Regions from separate parts of the Homo sapiens genome. Here all the other regions are linked to region 3. A link is an interaction called in ENCODE POLR2A ChIA-PET data of the cell type or tissue named here. Cell type or tissue: MCF 10A. All regions are shown on one strand.

Region 1 (5,000 bases), 230 kb before region 3:
TCAATTTGGCTTCTTGTGGACCAGAGCCTGGGGGAGGGTTTCTAGTCAGGTTGTTAATGGCTGGGGGAGGAATGAGGAGCTAGAGAAGATGTCACTGCCCCTTCCCTGAGCATCACATGAGAGAAGGCCTTGGCCTTAGAGGACTGGACTGGAGGCAGCTGGCCCTTTAAGAAGAACTGTTCTCAGCAGGACTTCCGTGTCTTTTGGGAAAGGGTAGGTTTCATGAGCAAGGGTGACCTTCTATGAATGCTGGGCTCCTTTGGTGAAGTTGCTCTTCTTGGGAGTTGGGCCTTGGAAAAAGGGATCTGCATGGTGGCCACGAGCCAGAACTTTGGCTGGAGGAGAGTGATGGCTTTACACTTGAGCTTGCTCTCCGCTTCCTCCTCCTCTCTCCACTGCTGTCCTTCTACCACTCTTACCTCCTCCTTTTTCTCAGCAGCATTTGACTCTTTCTGGAGCATTTGGCCCCCCTCCAGGCCTTCTGAGGTCTGTCAAGAACTGAGTCTGCCCTTGCAGACAGAAGACGTTGAAATGCAAAGGCAAGCTGTCCAAACGGCAATTCGGGAGGCAGAATTCAGCACTAAATATATACTCTAAGGAGCCCAGTGACCATCTCATCGCTCTGAGCCAAGGCAAGCATACGCTTTCTGTACCGTTGCACGATTTGTTCCCTTTGCCTTCAATGCCCCTTGTAGTAGATGCTTGACATTGTCTTTGGCCCCCAGCAGCTGAATGCCCTTCCTGTGAGTCTTGGTGAGTGCAGAGTCTATTCCCTGGAATAAGAGCTCAGAATTCCAACTCCTACTTTCTCATCCTGTCTTGCAGCTAGGGTGTGGCATGTCACCCGGACTCTACTAATCAGATGTACTTGGCATGGCCTTGACATCAGGAACTGTTGAAGCAGAATAGTAGGGACCCGGGGAACCCCCTGTGGTGATGGAAGCTGTGGTGTCCTGTGCTGGGGGTGAGGTGGCAGTGATATCCTCATTGGATCAGTTCTGTGACATGCTTTAGGGCAATGCTCTCAGCTTTGTTGCCTAGAACGTGGTTATCCATCCCTCCCAGCAGTTTTGAGAGCTCCTGCCATCCTTTTAATGAATTATTTTCCTGTTTAAAAAAGCCAGATTCAGCACCTATACTTGCAACTATGAACTCTGACTAGTATGCCCTTCTCTGTAGAAAATGTTTATGTTCCCTGCAGATTCATATGTTGAAATCTTAATGCCCAGTGTGATGGTATTTGGAGGTGAGGTCTCTGGGAGATGATTAGGGCATGAGGGCATGGCCCTCATGAATGAGGTTAGTGCCCTGTAAAAAAGGCCCCAGAGAGCTTCCTTGTCCCTTCTACCATGAGAAGACACAGTGAGATGTCTATTTATGAACCAGGAAGGGGGTCCTCACCAGACACCGAATCTGCCAGCACCTTGACCTTGGAATTCCCAGCCTCTAGAACTATGAGAATTGATTTCTGGTGTTTATAAGCCACCCAGTCTGTGATATTCTGTTATAGCAGTCCCAGTTGACTAAGGCACTCTCTCTCTTTCTTCCAATGTTTGGCAAACTCCGACTCATCTTTACACAATCTACTCAAATAGCACCTCTTTCAGGAAGCCCTCTTGGATTCCTCAGGCAGTGAGTAGCTGCCAGGTGGAGCTATTATGAGGGCCGTAGGAGGTCAGGAGATAGTTCAGATGCACTCACTGAAAACATGTAGATAATTTGTCAGTCTACAGGGCAGTACAGAGGGGAGGAGGAATTGGAAGGGGAGGTAGTAAAACAAAGTGGTGACAAGCTTGAGCTCTGGAGTTCAAATGCTGGCTCAGACACATGCTGGCTGTGTGGTTTTAGGCAATTTACTTAAAATCTCTGTGCCTTAGTTTCCTCCTCTGCAAAACGGGAGCTACTACAGGACCTATTTCATAGGATTGTTGTGAGGATTAAAAATAACATGAGACGTCCTTTAGAAGAGTTCGTGGTGCTTGGCAAATACTCAATAAATATGAGTTGTAGTTTTGGCAGGTAGCAGGGTGCAGCATCAAGTCAGGACATGTAAGTTCCACCCTAGCCTGGCCATCAACTCCCTGGGGTCTTGGCAAAGCTGTTAGAGATAAAGAGAATCCTATTTCAAAGCAGCTTAAGCAAAGGAAATGGAAGTCTTTCATGGGACCTGAAAGTGGAAAGTAAATAGATGGAAAGTCGTGAAGGCCCGGAACCAGGAAATGGAAGGTCAAGGTCACCAGGCAACTATGTACTCCATCTTGCTCTTCTTTTCTGAAGCCAATCAGTTTATCTTCTGTGCTGCTTCTTACATGTGCACACATGAGCTTTCCATGTCTTTCTGTGTACATAGCTCCCAAAGTTATGTGCAGAAACCATCTAATGGTCTCTGAATCTCAATCCTCAATTCCCAGCAGAGAGTCTCAGATGAACTCAGCTTGGATGAGGAGTCCATTCCTGGTCCAGTCAGCTGTGGCCGGGAGGTGGGGTCAATGTGGTACAAACCTGAGCTGGGCAGACTGGCCCTCTCTCTGTCTCAGCTCAGACATACATAGAAAGGTTTCATGAACATATTAGTTGGAATGGTTTCAGCTGCAAGTAAAAGAATACTCAACTAAAAGTAGTTTAATTATCAAATACCTTTATTCTCTTCAATAACAAGAAGTCTGGAGTAGGTGTGTTGGGATTGGTTTATGGCTCAACCTTGTCATCAAGAAGCCAGCATCTTTTTGTTCTTCAGCTCTGCCGTCCATAGCCTGTTGCTTTTTGTTTTTAGACTTGTCATGTCATGGCTGCAAAATAGTTGTGGTGGCTCTAGACATCACGCCTTCACTGGACAGTATCCAAACCAGGAAGTACAAGGCCTTTCCTCCTGCATCGATTTCTTTAATTGAGGAGTCTGTAAGGTTAGAGATTTCTTCTTATATTTCCATTGGTCAGTGCTGCATATGCAAAGGAACCTGAGAAAATATCTGCCATTTCCAACTTCTACTATTGGAGAGAAAATTCACCAGGAAGGAAGAAAGTGTAGGAGAATAGCTGTTGAATAGGCAACTAACCATGTCTGCCATAGTCAGAGTCATTCTAGTCTAGTCAACTGCCAAAGTAGGGTCATTCTAGAAAATGCCATTCATTGCTTAAAATAAAAGCATTAAAAGTAATACTCAGTGTTGTTTTTGCTGTTAGAAATTTAGAAATCATTCATGTACAAATACATCATATCCAAAAGGCTGTGTTTAAGTCTATTTCTTTCTAAGTCTCTGCAGTATACATGTCTGTATAAAGTTGAGTTTCTCAAAAGGACCGGTGATGTGCTGGCATTGATTCTGGCTCTACTTGGTGCTTTTCAGCGATTCAGAAATGTATCCAAAGATGTTTTTACTTTGACTTTCTTCTTTTCATGGTAAGAAGACACTTCTTTAAACAGCTCATGGGCCAACACTAATGACTAACGTGATGGCCAAGACTAAAATGGATGCGCATGACTGCTGCTCACCATCTGTGGGGAAGCAGGCGGAGCTGGCCTACTTTTCCTTTAGTGCATGGCTTTGTTCTTATCTGTGAATGTTTGTAAGTAGAGGAGTTTCAGTGCAGATGTGAAATTGTTTTTGAAATATTGGTGGCTCTTATAACTTGTGTTCTTTTTTTTTAAGAAGCTTTTCTTTGGTTTGATGCTCACTGAGGGTAGAAAGAAAGCCCAAAGGAAAAGATGCAAGGGTCCTATAATGCAATGACTTCCTCCGCCAATGCATGGGTGCAAAGTCACAAAGTCACAGATGGCTCGTTTGGAGACCCTGAGTTCTTCATTCTAGACTGTAGAAGTCATCAACATGCCTCGTGGCAGAAGGCTCTGGTAAAGGGAGCCCAGGCTTTGAAGCTAACTGTCTTGGGTTTCATGGCCATCTCTCCCACTTCTTTGGCTAAAAGACCAGCAATGGGCAAGCTCGTCCTCAGTTTCCTCAACTTGAGCAATGTCAAATCCTATTTCTTAGGGTCTTGGGGTGGATTGTGGAAGTTGGCGGGGTGACTACTTAAGGTCCTTTCCAACCCTGAGCTTCTGATTCTGAAGATTGGAGTCTACCTCCAACATCATGATTGTCTCCTCTTCTACCTCCTCTATCTTCTTTTCCATTATCATCATGATCATCATCATCATCATCATCATCATCATTATCAACATCATCATCATCAACATCATCATCATCATTATAATCATCATCATCACCATCCCTGAGTGTAATGTTGTCCTAGGCACTGCCCCAAGTCCTCTACCTATTTAAATTAATTGAATCTCTGTGGCGAACATGCAAGGTAGGTACTATTACTGACATCTCACAGATTAGGAGGCTAAGGCTCAGAGAAGTGAGAGGATTTGCCCAAGGTCAGCCCAGTTGGTAGGTGGCAGAGTAGAGATCAGAACTTCCAGGCTAGGATTTGTTTTATTTAGAAGCCATTCTGTCCCCTTGTTTCCAGTGCTTCTCAAGGAGCCCATGTTCCTCAAATAAACATGCCCTAGAATAAAGCTGTAGCCCCAAGGACCAGGCCTAGGAAAAGCTTTCGTGCAGACTCAGTGGTTACCAGCCTCCTCTTATAATCAGATAACCCTCCTGGAGAAGGAGCTTACGGGTCTTCTCCCCAAGTGGCCTATGCCTCAAGTGGATTTTACTCCCATAGGGGAACATTTGGGGTTTTTGCCTGCTCATTATCCATCCTCTCTTCTTTTGGTGACAGCACCCCAATTTTTCCTTTGGGGAAATCACCTCAACTCCACTCTTAAAGTGTTTGAGGAGACTACCTCCTCTCTTCTCTCCCCACTTCCCACCCACATGTTAGGGGTGGTCACATAATCTAGCTTTGATGAATCAGAGTGTTCTCATCAGACCAAAGTTCAAGTTGTCTAATGTTCTGCAATCCTAGGACTTTTGTGAATCTGTTGGGGAAGACAGCTTCTTTTCTGCTGGTGGGCTACTGGGTCCACTAAATGTGAAAGGCTTTCTGAGAAG
Region 2 (5,000 bases), 50 kb before region 3:
AGGTGTCCGGGTGGCCCGGCTGCCGGCCACCCCACACAGACCCAGGCTGCCCCGCCCCGACCTGGCCGCCAGCACGCCCGCTTCTCCCTGCTCCCTGGCAGGGGGGCCCTTTTCGGAAGCTCTCCTGAGGGCTCCTGTGGAATCTCTCCCTGCTCTTCCTTCCAGGGCAGGAGGATAGAGCTCGGTATAGGGCAGCCAGGCCTGGCTGGGGCCCGAAACCCTGACATTTAGTCGCACTGTTTTCCATTCCGGGCTCTCGGGAGTCTCTGGCCCATAGTGGCAGCTTGGCTTCAGCATTGCTTCCTGCCCTGAGGTCACAGCGAAATTGGGGGACCCCTCTTCTGGGGGTCTGGGGTATCCAGGTTCCCTAAAAGCCTCTACATTGCCCTCCCAGTGCTTGTCACCATCTCAGGGTTTCTGAGACTGCAGTGGGTCACACTTCTTCCCTTCTCTGGGTATCCCCTGCATTTGGGATCCTATGGTGGCATCTCTATCTTGTCTCAAAAACCAGCCCGGAAGCTTCTGGAGGTCAGTGTTCCTGTTGCATAGTAGTTAGAGGTGAGAATCTCTGGCATCACAGTGCCTGGACTGAACCCCAGAGTCACCACTTTTGAACTTTGTGACTTTGGACAAATTGCCCACCCCTCCATGCCTTTGTTTTCTCATCTCCAAAATGGGAATGCTAATAATAGCACCAAATGTGCAGGGTTGTGTGAAGGTTACATGGGACAGCGCAAGTGAAGCACTTGATAAATGTGAGCACTGTTCATATTCTATTTCAGCAGCCTCTCATCTGACCCTGCATTTCGGCCCAGACCTAGGCTATGAGAGATAGTAAGTACTCATGAGCTGACCTCTTAAACAACTGGCAGGATATATAGCAGAACAAGCAGTCTGTAGCTTCCTGGGTCCTATTCAATGCAATGAGCATTGATGGAGTGCTTGTTATGTGTAGACACTGTGCTTGGTGCTAGAGGCTCAAGGGTGTGCAAGATGGACAATCTCTGCCCTCCCACAGCTTTCATTCTAGTAGGGAAGCAAATGCTGGAGCAATCCCAGCCCAGTGAGCCAGGTGATGAGCTGGAAGCAAGCTCGGGGCCTGCAGGTCCAGAGGAGGCATGGAAAAGAGGTCACTCTGCGGCTTTGACCTTATGGATGAGCAGACATGAGTGAGTGTGAGTGTGTGTGTGTGTGTGTGTGCGTGTGTGTGTGTGTGTGAACAATGTGGAAAAGTATATAGCAATGCATATATGCTTGATGGAGCAAGATTCAGTGAAGGAATTGAAGAATGTTTAGTGCAGCTGAAGAAGAAAGTAGGGAGAAGCAGGAGGGGAAAAATGAGACTGGAGAAGTGGAAAGAGGCCAGATCTCAAGAGCTTTGTAGATTTGTTCTGAAAGCAGTGGGGAGCCACTGAAGAGTACAGAGCAGGAGGGTTTGGCAAGGGGAAGTTTGCCTTTTAGATTGTTCATTCGGTGTGGCGGATGGATGGAGGGGTCAGGCCTGGAGGCAGGGAGGCTTGCAATGAGACCGCTGCAGTGATCTGGATGAAAGGAGGCGAATGGCAGAATATGGACTAAAGTTCAAAGTCTCAAGGATGACATTCAAGGCCACTCCCAAACTGGCCCACTGGACTTTCCCAGTCTTCCCTCATACTAAAACTGAGTTATTGTGAGAATCAAAGGAGACCCATGGGCATGGACATGCCTTGTTAAACACAAAGCACCGTGTGAGTATAAGAAATTGTTATCTTTGGGATTGTTAGTGGTTGGTTTGCTGGACATACTCACATGAGCATCCTGCCAGGTCCAGGAGTAACACCGCCTCCTTGAGAGAGGAGGATTTATTTCAGTTTGCCTCCAGTGGTTCCTAATGGATACCCACAATTGGTGACACAAAACTGAATTTCAGGGCACCCATTCCAACCAAATTTCTCTGCTGCCTTGATGAACTGATTTCTAGACAGAAACAAACTCATAGCATCTTCCATGCTTGGGAGAAGGCACTTGGGCTAAACGTAAGCAAACCTGCCATAAATACAGAGACTTTTAGAGGACCAGGGAAATCAGCTGGGCCCTAGACAACAGTGTGAGCTGGCAGGAGTTTGGAAGAGCTCCAAATACAAGAACAGATTACTCATCTCAGATATTTTCCTGCCCCACATGCTCCCCTTTCTCACTGCTGAGTAAGCAATAGTGAAGAAAGAGTTAGTAAACGGATTGTAGTTTAATGCATTCTCGTGATGATAGGATTCAAGATCCTGACAGACTTGAATTTAAAAGTGAACCAAAACTATCTGAAACTGTAGGCTGGGTGTGGTGGCTCATGCATGTAATCCCAGCACTTTGGAAGGCCGAGGCGGGTGGATCACCAGAGGGCAGGAGTTCGAGACCAGCCTGACCAACATGGCAAAACCCCGTCTCTACTAAAAATACAAAAAAGTAGCCAGGCATATTGGTGTGCACCTGTAATCCCAGCTACTTGGGAGGCTGAGGCAGAAGAATTGCTTGAACCCAGGAGGCAGAGGTTGCAGTGAGCCAAGATTGTGCCATTGCACTCCAGCCTGGGCAACAAGAGTGAAACTCCATCTCAAAAAGTAAGAAAGAGAGAGAGAGAGAGAGAGGGAGGGAGGGAGGGAGGGAGGGAGGAAGGAAGGAAGGAACTGTAGCCATTTTCCAGCTCAAATTCTGACACGATTAAAAACAAAACAAAACAAAACAAAAAACAACAGCTTTGGGGTTTGGACATTGAGACAATCACACAGATGAACTCAATCTAATTAAAGCTGTGGCCCAGCCCCATCTCAACTTGATCAAGGAGAAATGTGAATGATCAGACATTTACTTTAACCATCAGTCATAAGAAAGGGTTTTCAGTGTGGGAAATAAACAAAGAAAAGTATCCTTTAGTCTTCACTGCTATTTATATATAGTGTTTGGAATACAATTTAAAAAGTACAAGCCATCTGAGGAATCTCGTGGTGGTGGGGGGAATAATGATTATAATCAAGAGAAAGCATAATCAACAGAAACAGACTCCCAAAGGAAATATAATTAGAATTGAAATTCTGTCATTGGAACTGGCAAATAAGAACTTTGGAACAACCATTTTAATATGTTTAAAATTTTAGAGGTAAAGAAAGATATAATCATTGAAGAGATTGATATTTCTGCAGAGAATTGTAAACTATAAAAAATGACAAAATGCAAATTCTGGAACTAAAATATATGAAGCAGAAAATTAATAGAATGAGGTCCTCTGGAAAGATGGTGAAGTAGAAAGCACCAGAAATCTGTCTACCCACCTAACACTAGCAGACTCCATCTGATGTAACTATTTTGAAACTCTGGAGTTTATTGAAGGCTTGCAAATTCCAGGGGAAATTTCACTCTCAGCACAGTAGTAGCTATTCATCCCCCACCCCCAAGCCCATGGCAAGCAGCCGTGCACATGTTTCTGGAGCAACCTGCACATAGCTTGAGTGAGCCAGGGTAGACCAAAAGGACCCTATCCTCTACATATCAGGCATCTGTTGTCTGATCCCTGATTTCTGCTTCTGATCACAAAGGTGCAGACAAAGAAAAAGGCAGCCATTGTTGTTGCACCTCCCCCAACTGTTGCAAGCCCCTGCTTCTTGGCTGAAATGACTTCCAGGGGATTTAAAGGGCTAGCACTCTTTTTTTTTTTTTCCATTTGTCTCTGTTTTTTTCTCTTTTTCGCCTTTTGGGGGCCAAACATTAAAGACTAGAAGATTCAAAAGCAATCACAGATACAGGGAAATCAGAAAATGACCACTCATGTCCCAGGAAAGATGAAGGCTCAGAAAAGACTTGAGAAGACCTTAAGTTTATACCCCAGGCTGATCCTTGGCATGGAGACAGCCTACAACAACCAAAAACAAAACAATAAGAAAACAACAAATCCTGAGGAAGGGAGAGAATCTAACTTCCAGTCACCATATTATTAGATTCAAATGTCCAGTTTTCAACAACAACAACAAAAAAACCACAAAGCATATAAAGAAACAGGAAAGCATAGCCCATTCAAAGGACAAAAATAAACAGAAACTGTCCCTGAAAAAAAACCTTATGGCATATCTGCTAGACAAAGACTTTAAAACAACTATTTTAAAGATGGTCAAAGAACTAAAGGAAGATATGGAGAAAGTCAAGGAAACAATTTATGAACATAATGAAAATATTAATAGATAGAAACCTAAAAAAAACCCAAAAAATATGAAGCTAAAAATACAATAACTGAAAAGAAAAATTCACTACAGAAGTCCGAATCAGAGGCAGATCTGGGCAGACAAAATAATGAGTGAACTTGAAGGTAAAACAATGGAAATTATCAAGTCTGAGGAACAAAAAGAAAAAAGATTGAAGAAAAGTGAATAGAGCTTAAGAGACCTGTGGGACACCATCAAGCAGATCAACATATGCATTGTGGAAGTCCCAGAAAGAGAAGAGAGAATGTTTGAATAAATCACGGCCAAAAACTTCCCAAATCTGATGAAAGACATGAATATAAACATCCAAGGAGTTCTTCAACAAACTTCAAGGAAGATGAGCTCAAGGAACTTACACTAAGATTAGGGTTAGGGTTATAACCTAACCATATAATCAAAACTTTACATTATAATATAAACTTTTGAAAAACAAAGAAAGAATCTTGAAAGCAGCAAGAGAGAAGTGACTCATCACATACAAGTGATCCTCAATGAGATTATCAACACATTTCTCATCAGCAACTTTGGAGGCCAGAAGGCAGTGGGCCAATATATTCAGTGCTACCAACAACAACAACAACCTGCCAACCAAGAGTCAAAACTGGCTCAGAACTAACACAAATGTCAGAACTATCAGACAAGGATATTAAACTAGTTATTGTAAGTATATTCCAGTTGTTCAACAGTTAAGTAAAGGCATTAAAGATCTAAAAAGGTCACAAGTCAAATCTAGAGAGATTAAATCTACAATGTCTGAGATGAAAAAAAAAAAAA
Region 3 (5,000 bases):
TGGATTCCCCATCTCCAGCAGCCCCTCCTGACCTGTGATCCCAGCTCCTGGCGCTCTCCCGCAGAGCAGCTATCACAAACCGCTCCGTGCATCTGGTCTTCACTCCTCTGCCATCCCAGGCACAGGGCTCCATGAGAGCAGGTTTCCCATCTGTCATGTCAATCATCAATCCCAAGCACCTTGCATAAGACTTTCCCAATGACATGTAGATGAACGAAAGGGCCCCCAGGCCCACTGGACATGTCTCTTGCATCTCCCATTGACAGCCCTTGGGGGTCATGATGTCCCCAACCCACCCCCTCGGAGAAGGGAAGGAAGGAGGCCAGCTTCCAGTGTATGCCTCCTCCCCGCAAAAGAGGAATTATTATCGCTGATATACAAATGTGGATTCTGAAAAGTTGAGGGGCTGGCCTGTTGTCACACAGCCAAAGTGTAGCCAGCTCTGCCTAACCCCATTGCCCTCCTTCTTCCACTCCCCACAGCTGGTCCTACCACTGTGCCATGTGAGCTGTAGGCTCGGGTGTGATGCTGTAAGGAACACTGATGACAGCTCCCATGCAAAGTCCTTGTGCCATGCTGGGTGCCCTCCATCCATCATCTCATTAAACTCACAACAGCATTACAAACGGGGATCATTAAATCTCATTGTATAGGTGAGAACACTGAGGCTCACAGGAATGAAATGGTCTCCCTGGGCACACAAAGGAAGTAGGGGAGTTCCTTAAGTGCTGAATGGAATGGACCCACTGCTAAAGTGAGATCCCATTAACATGTGTACCATGCTTTCTGATGCACCTTCAACATCCGCTATTGACCACACAGCTAGCATGCACCTGCGCTCAACAATTAGTCATTGCATAGATGAATGGATGGATGGATGGATGGATGGATGGATGGATGGATGGATGGATGAATGGTTGGATGGATAAATGAATGAATAGATCCAGAGCTGACATATGAATCTTGATCCATATCAAAAACCAAAGTCCCAACTGAGCACAGTGGCTCACATCTGTAATCCTAACACTTTGAGAGGCCAAAGCAGGAGGAATGCTTGAGGCCAGGAGTCCAAGGCCAGCCTGGGCAACATAGCGAGATCTTGTCTCTACAAAATAATCTTTTAAAAAATTAGCCAGGCATAGGGACTTGCAGCTATAGTCCCAGCTACTCCAGAGGCAGAGGCAGGAAGATCGCTTAAGCCCAGGAGTTTGAGAGTTTGAGGCTGCAGCGAGCTTCGATCCTGCCACTGCACACTATCTTGGGTGACGACAGAGCAAGAACTTATCTCAAAAAAATAAAAAGAACCAAGGTCCCAATTCTGGCTCTACTCACCATCCGAGGCCTAGACCAGGGTCTAAAACCCGTGGATGCCCAGACGCCAGCTTCAAGGAATACAGACTCCCCAGGAGCTGGCCCCACAATGAAACCATTGCAAGCAGCCCTCACAATTCTGTCTCCCATCCTCGTCACCCCATAGAGGGGCCGGGGTCAGAAATGATGATCATGGCTAATCCAGTGAGTTCTCCAGCCACCTTCTAAGTGGTCACCCAATTCTACCTCTCCTTGAGTCATCTGAATGAGAATGTTGGAGAGTAACCTGAGACCGCAGGGAAATGGAGGCACAGAGAGGGGAAGGGACTTGTCAAGGTCAGTCAGCCTTGGTTCCTGGGGTTGAGCTTGATCTGCATGGAAAGAGCCTCAAACACCATTTTGTGCTAGCTCCCTGGGATCCTTTGCCTTGAGTACATTTTTATAGCTCCTTCTTTGCAGACGGAGTGCTTGGGGCCCAGACACAGTCCTTGTGCCTGTGGAGGGGCAAGCTGATCAGCCTCGAGACAGCCTCCAGCTTCACCGGCAGCCCTGACAGCTTATCAGACCCAATCAAACACACATCCAAAATGGTTTTCTAGGCCAGGGAGGAGGGTGGAATATTCATCCGGTCAAGCAAAGTGTCACACTGGTTGTCCATACTCTCAGCCTGGTATTCAGAGCACACCTCTCTGCGTTTCAGTTCATCTCCTAGCTTTACACTGTTGGCCTTCCAGCAGGGCTATAGCCACTGCAAGACCTTTGCAAATGCTATCTGTCCTTTCTGCCTGGAGGCACGTTCCTGCTTTATCCCTTGTAGAATTCTCACTCCTCCTGTAATGCCACCTTGGAGGCCCCACCCTTGAACTTTCCTCCTACCTGGCTCCTCCCACTTCTCCATCCCAGCATTCTGTTCCATCATGGCCTTGTGATGGAGTTGTCTCCTGCCCTGGACTGTGAGTTACGTGCAGAAGAAACCTTGTCAAATAATCTTGTTACCCATCCCCTCACTGGTCAATCCCAGCACCTGGCACATTTAAGGGTCTGTCCCTGATGTCCTGACTCTCTGAAGGCTTGACCTCTCCTGCAATCACCGAGCTCTGTTCTGAGATGTGATTTGTTCTGAAATGTTCTTACTAACTTGGGTGAATCCTCTGTACTGCAGAGGAATGCAGCCCTTTAGCAGCTTTTTCAGATGACTCACTAGGGGCTGAGGATGATTAAGGGAGCATTAATGTTACTCTTTTCTCTCCAGTTCCTAAAACCTCCCTGGCCTGCTCACAGATGTATTCCCAGCACCCGACACCAGGCTGGCACAGGCCTTGTTTCTTGCAAGAGGAAGAAATGAATAAAGGCAGCTCTCAGCCCAGCAGCCCCTAAGCTGTCTACATCTGCAGCTTTCCCTATCTCCTAGGGTGACATAACACAAATGTCACAGGTTGCAAGCTGAAGAGGCCTGGGGTTGAATCTTAGTTCTGCCTCCTCCCACAGTGAGAAGGTGGGCAAGTTCCAGGAGTGACAGTGCAGAATGCTGGAGCTTGCTGGAGACTTAAAGGTGCGATGGCACAGAGGCACGGGGCATGACTGCAGCTTGGGAAAGGTCTGTCCCACCCTCCCCCCATTGCCCTCCCTCATACCTCCCCCACATCTCAAGGGCCTTTGTCTGTTCCCATCTGCCTCTGCCCTGGGCAGAGGCTGCCCTGCCTGCCTGCAAGCTCTGCCTGCTGTTGCGGGGCAGGTGGGTCTGGGAGGGCCAGGCCCGGCCATTTCCTCCCTTCCCTTCCCGCCCCGCCCGCCTGCCTGCAGCCAGCTGTGGGGCAGACATTCCTAGGCCTGCTCATTGATATTCAGGAATGGAACTTGAGCCGGCTCCGGGTGCCCAGAGCGGGCAGGCGCTCAGACCCTCTGCTTGGGTTCTTCTGCCCATATTGGGAGGACCTCAACAGCCTCACCAGCCAGAAAGAGCATCCCAGGCCACCGACTCCAGCAGTTGGATGGCAGGGGAAACTGAACCCTGAAGTGGGGACCCCTCAACAGCCCCAGGGCACGCAGGAGTCTGGGGGTGTGGGTGGCTGAGATCTCCCGACTCGCTGCACAGTGCTCATTCTCTGCCAGCCGCCTGAGTTGCAAAGTGTCCCCAGAGCTTCCTGCTCCTCCAGGTGCTTCCGAGTCCTTCCCAGCCCCACACTGCTCTCCGGAGGCCCTGCCCAAGGCCCCATGGAGGGAGGGAGCTGGATCCCAGGCTGGGCTGGCCGGCCTTCCCACACTGTCTCAGCGGGAAGACAGGAGGCTCCTCCCTCCCAGCCGCAGATTGCCAAGCCTCCACCTCACACCTCTGGGTTTTTGCAGATGGGCTTGTTTTTCCTTGGGGTGTGAAAGAGCTGGTTGGTCATCGAAGGGGCCTCCTCCCCTCCAGGCAGCTGCTCAGGCCAGCCACAAACTCCCATCTCCCCAGGAGATGGCCCCTGACCCAGGGGTCACAGGGTGGGGAGGAGGTGGTACCCTCCCAGGACCAGCTGGGACGGGCCTTAGGGGGCCCAGCCCCGAGGACTGAGGCTCCCACCCCAGGAGGTGGCAAAAAGCCCCCTCCATTGCTCCTTGGGAAGCAAGATAAGCACCTTCCCCCCACCCCGTAGGTCCTTCTCACACTTCTCAGCTTCAGCTGAATCCTGTTGGACTCAAGTGTCCACAGGAAGGACACAGGACAAGGCCTCACATCCCTGTAAGGGGGTCCATCCCCTCATACACAGTTCTACAAGCTCCTATCCTCATGCTTTCTGCACAGTCTCTCCCCTGGCCCAGCTTCCAGCCTTCCCTCCTTCCAGAACCTTCTCCCAGGACCCTGAAGAACCCCAGCCCCACAAACAGCACACTGCCTCGCACACAGCTTCCTCCTCTTCCCAGCTCCTCCCTTCCATGGCCTTGGGGAGCCCCCTCTGCCTTGGGGACATCATTTCCTCCCCTCCCTCCCAAGAGAAGGCTGGCTTTCCTCTCTCACCTCAGGACAGGAGACAGAGGCGGTGTCCCCTTGCTTCCATGGCCACTTTCTGGCCTATGCTGCCCACACCTTCCCAAAAACACCTGCTCTCTCAGGACACAGGCTGTTTGCAACATCTCACCCCCCTCACTTGTCCACAGCCTCTTGGGCACTCTTCACTCCCTGAGGAGCCCCCCAACTGCATCTCTTGCCATTGCCCTGGGTCGCTTTGACACCCTCACAGACATCCCTCTCAATGTCCTGGCCCCTCTGTCTTGGACTTCCTCGTCACCAGTGCCCCTCCTCCACCCCGAATCAGCCATCAGGACTAGTCATCACAGAAACTGCACCACTTCCACCATCAAGGACCCAATCAGTACCTTCTTCACCGGCAGCCCTCTCTCTGTCTCTGGGGCTCGGGAGCTCCTGTACTGCCCGCTCCGTCCCCAGACTGTTCTCAAACACATCTCTCTCTGCCTCTGAGAGTTTCCACCCCATGGCTGCAGCCCAGATTCCACGGCCAGCACGGTCATCCCTGTCTGCCCTCTCTGCCTCCGCCACCCCCACCTGCCTGAGCTGCAAGCCTGGGTGACCCTCCAACCCACACCCCTGCTCCTGTGCCTGAACAGCTGAGCTGGGCCAGAGACACTCACCCTGAGGGGCAGCTGGCCTCTGTGCTCCCAGTCCCTGGCCCGCACTGGGTGATCCGCATCGC

What was found. Peaks named below come from ENCODE experiments on the same cell type or tissue, not always from the same donor. Only the 100,000 strongest peaks of a DNase experiment are listed, where the experiment ranks them.
Region 1: POLR2A ChIA-PET joins it to region 3 with 6 read pairs; 2 of 35 experiments call an interaction of 5 or more read pairs at or near these places.
Region 2: POLR2A ChIA-PET joins it to region 3 with 7 read pairs; 4 of 35 experiments call an interaction of 5 or more read pairs at or near these places.

The regions. Positions count from the first base shown.
Region 1 is chr5:171,744,297-171,749,296 of GRCh38, reverse strand. No RefSeq gene overlaps it. Among named protein-coding and RNA genes, the nearest start is that of SMIM23, 39 kb to the left of the region's middle. In MCF 10A, no CTCF peak of the experiment used is centred here; a DNase peak (open chromatin) is centred at 2,046.
Region 2 is chr5:171,569,002-171,574,001 of GRCh38, reverse strand. All of the region lies in intron 2 of LOC105377722 (a long non-coding RNA gene), which reads left to right. Among named protein-coding and RNA genes, the nearest start is that of FGF18, 150 kb to the right of the region's middle. In MCF 10A, no CTCF peak of the experiment used is centred here; a DNase peak (open chromatin) is centred at 2,111.
Region 3 is chr5:171,519,069-171,524,068 of GRCh38, reverse strand. No RefSeq gene overlaps it. Among named protein-coding and RNA genes, the nearest start is that of FGF18, 100 kb to the right of the region's middle. RefSeq lists enhancers at 1,187-1,718, 3,321-3,853, 3,854-4,387, 4,388-4,920 and a silencer at 3,470-3,764. In MCF 10A, a CTCF peak has its summit at 2,662; DNase peaks (open chromatin) are centred at 2,558 and 3,608.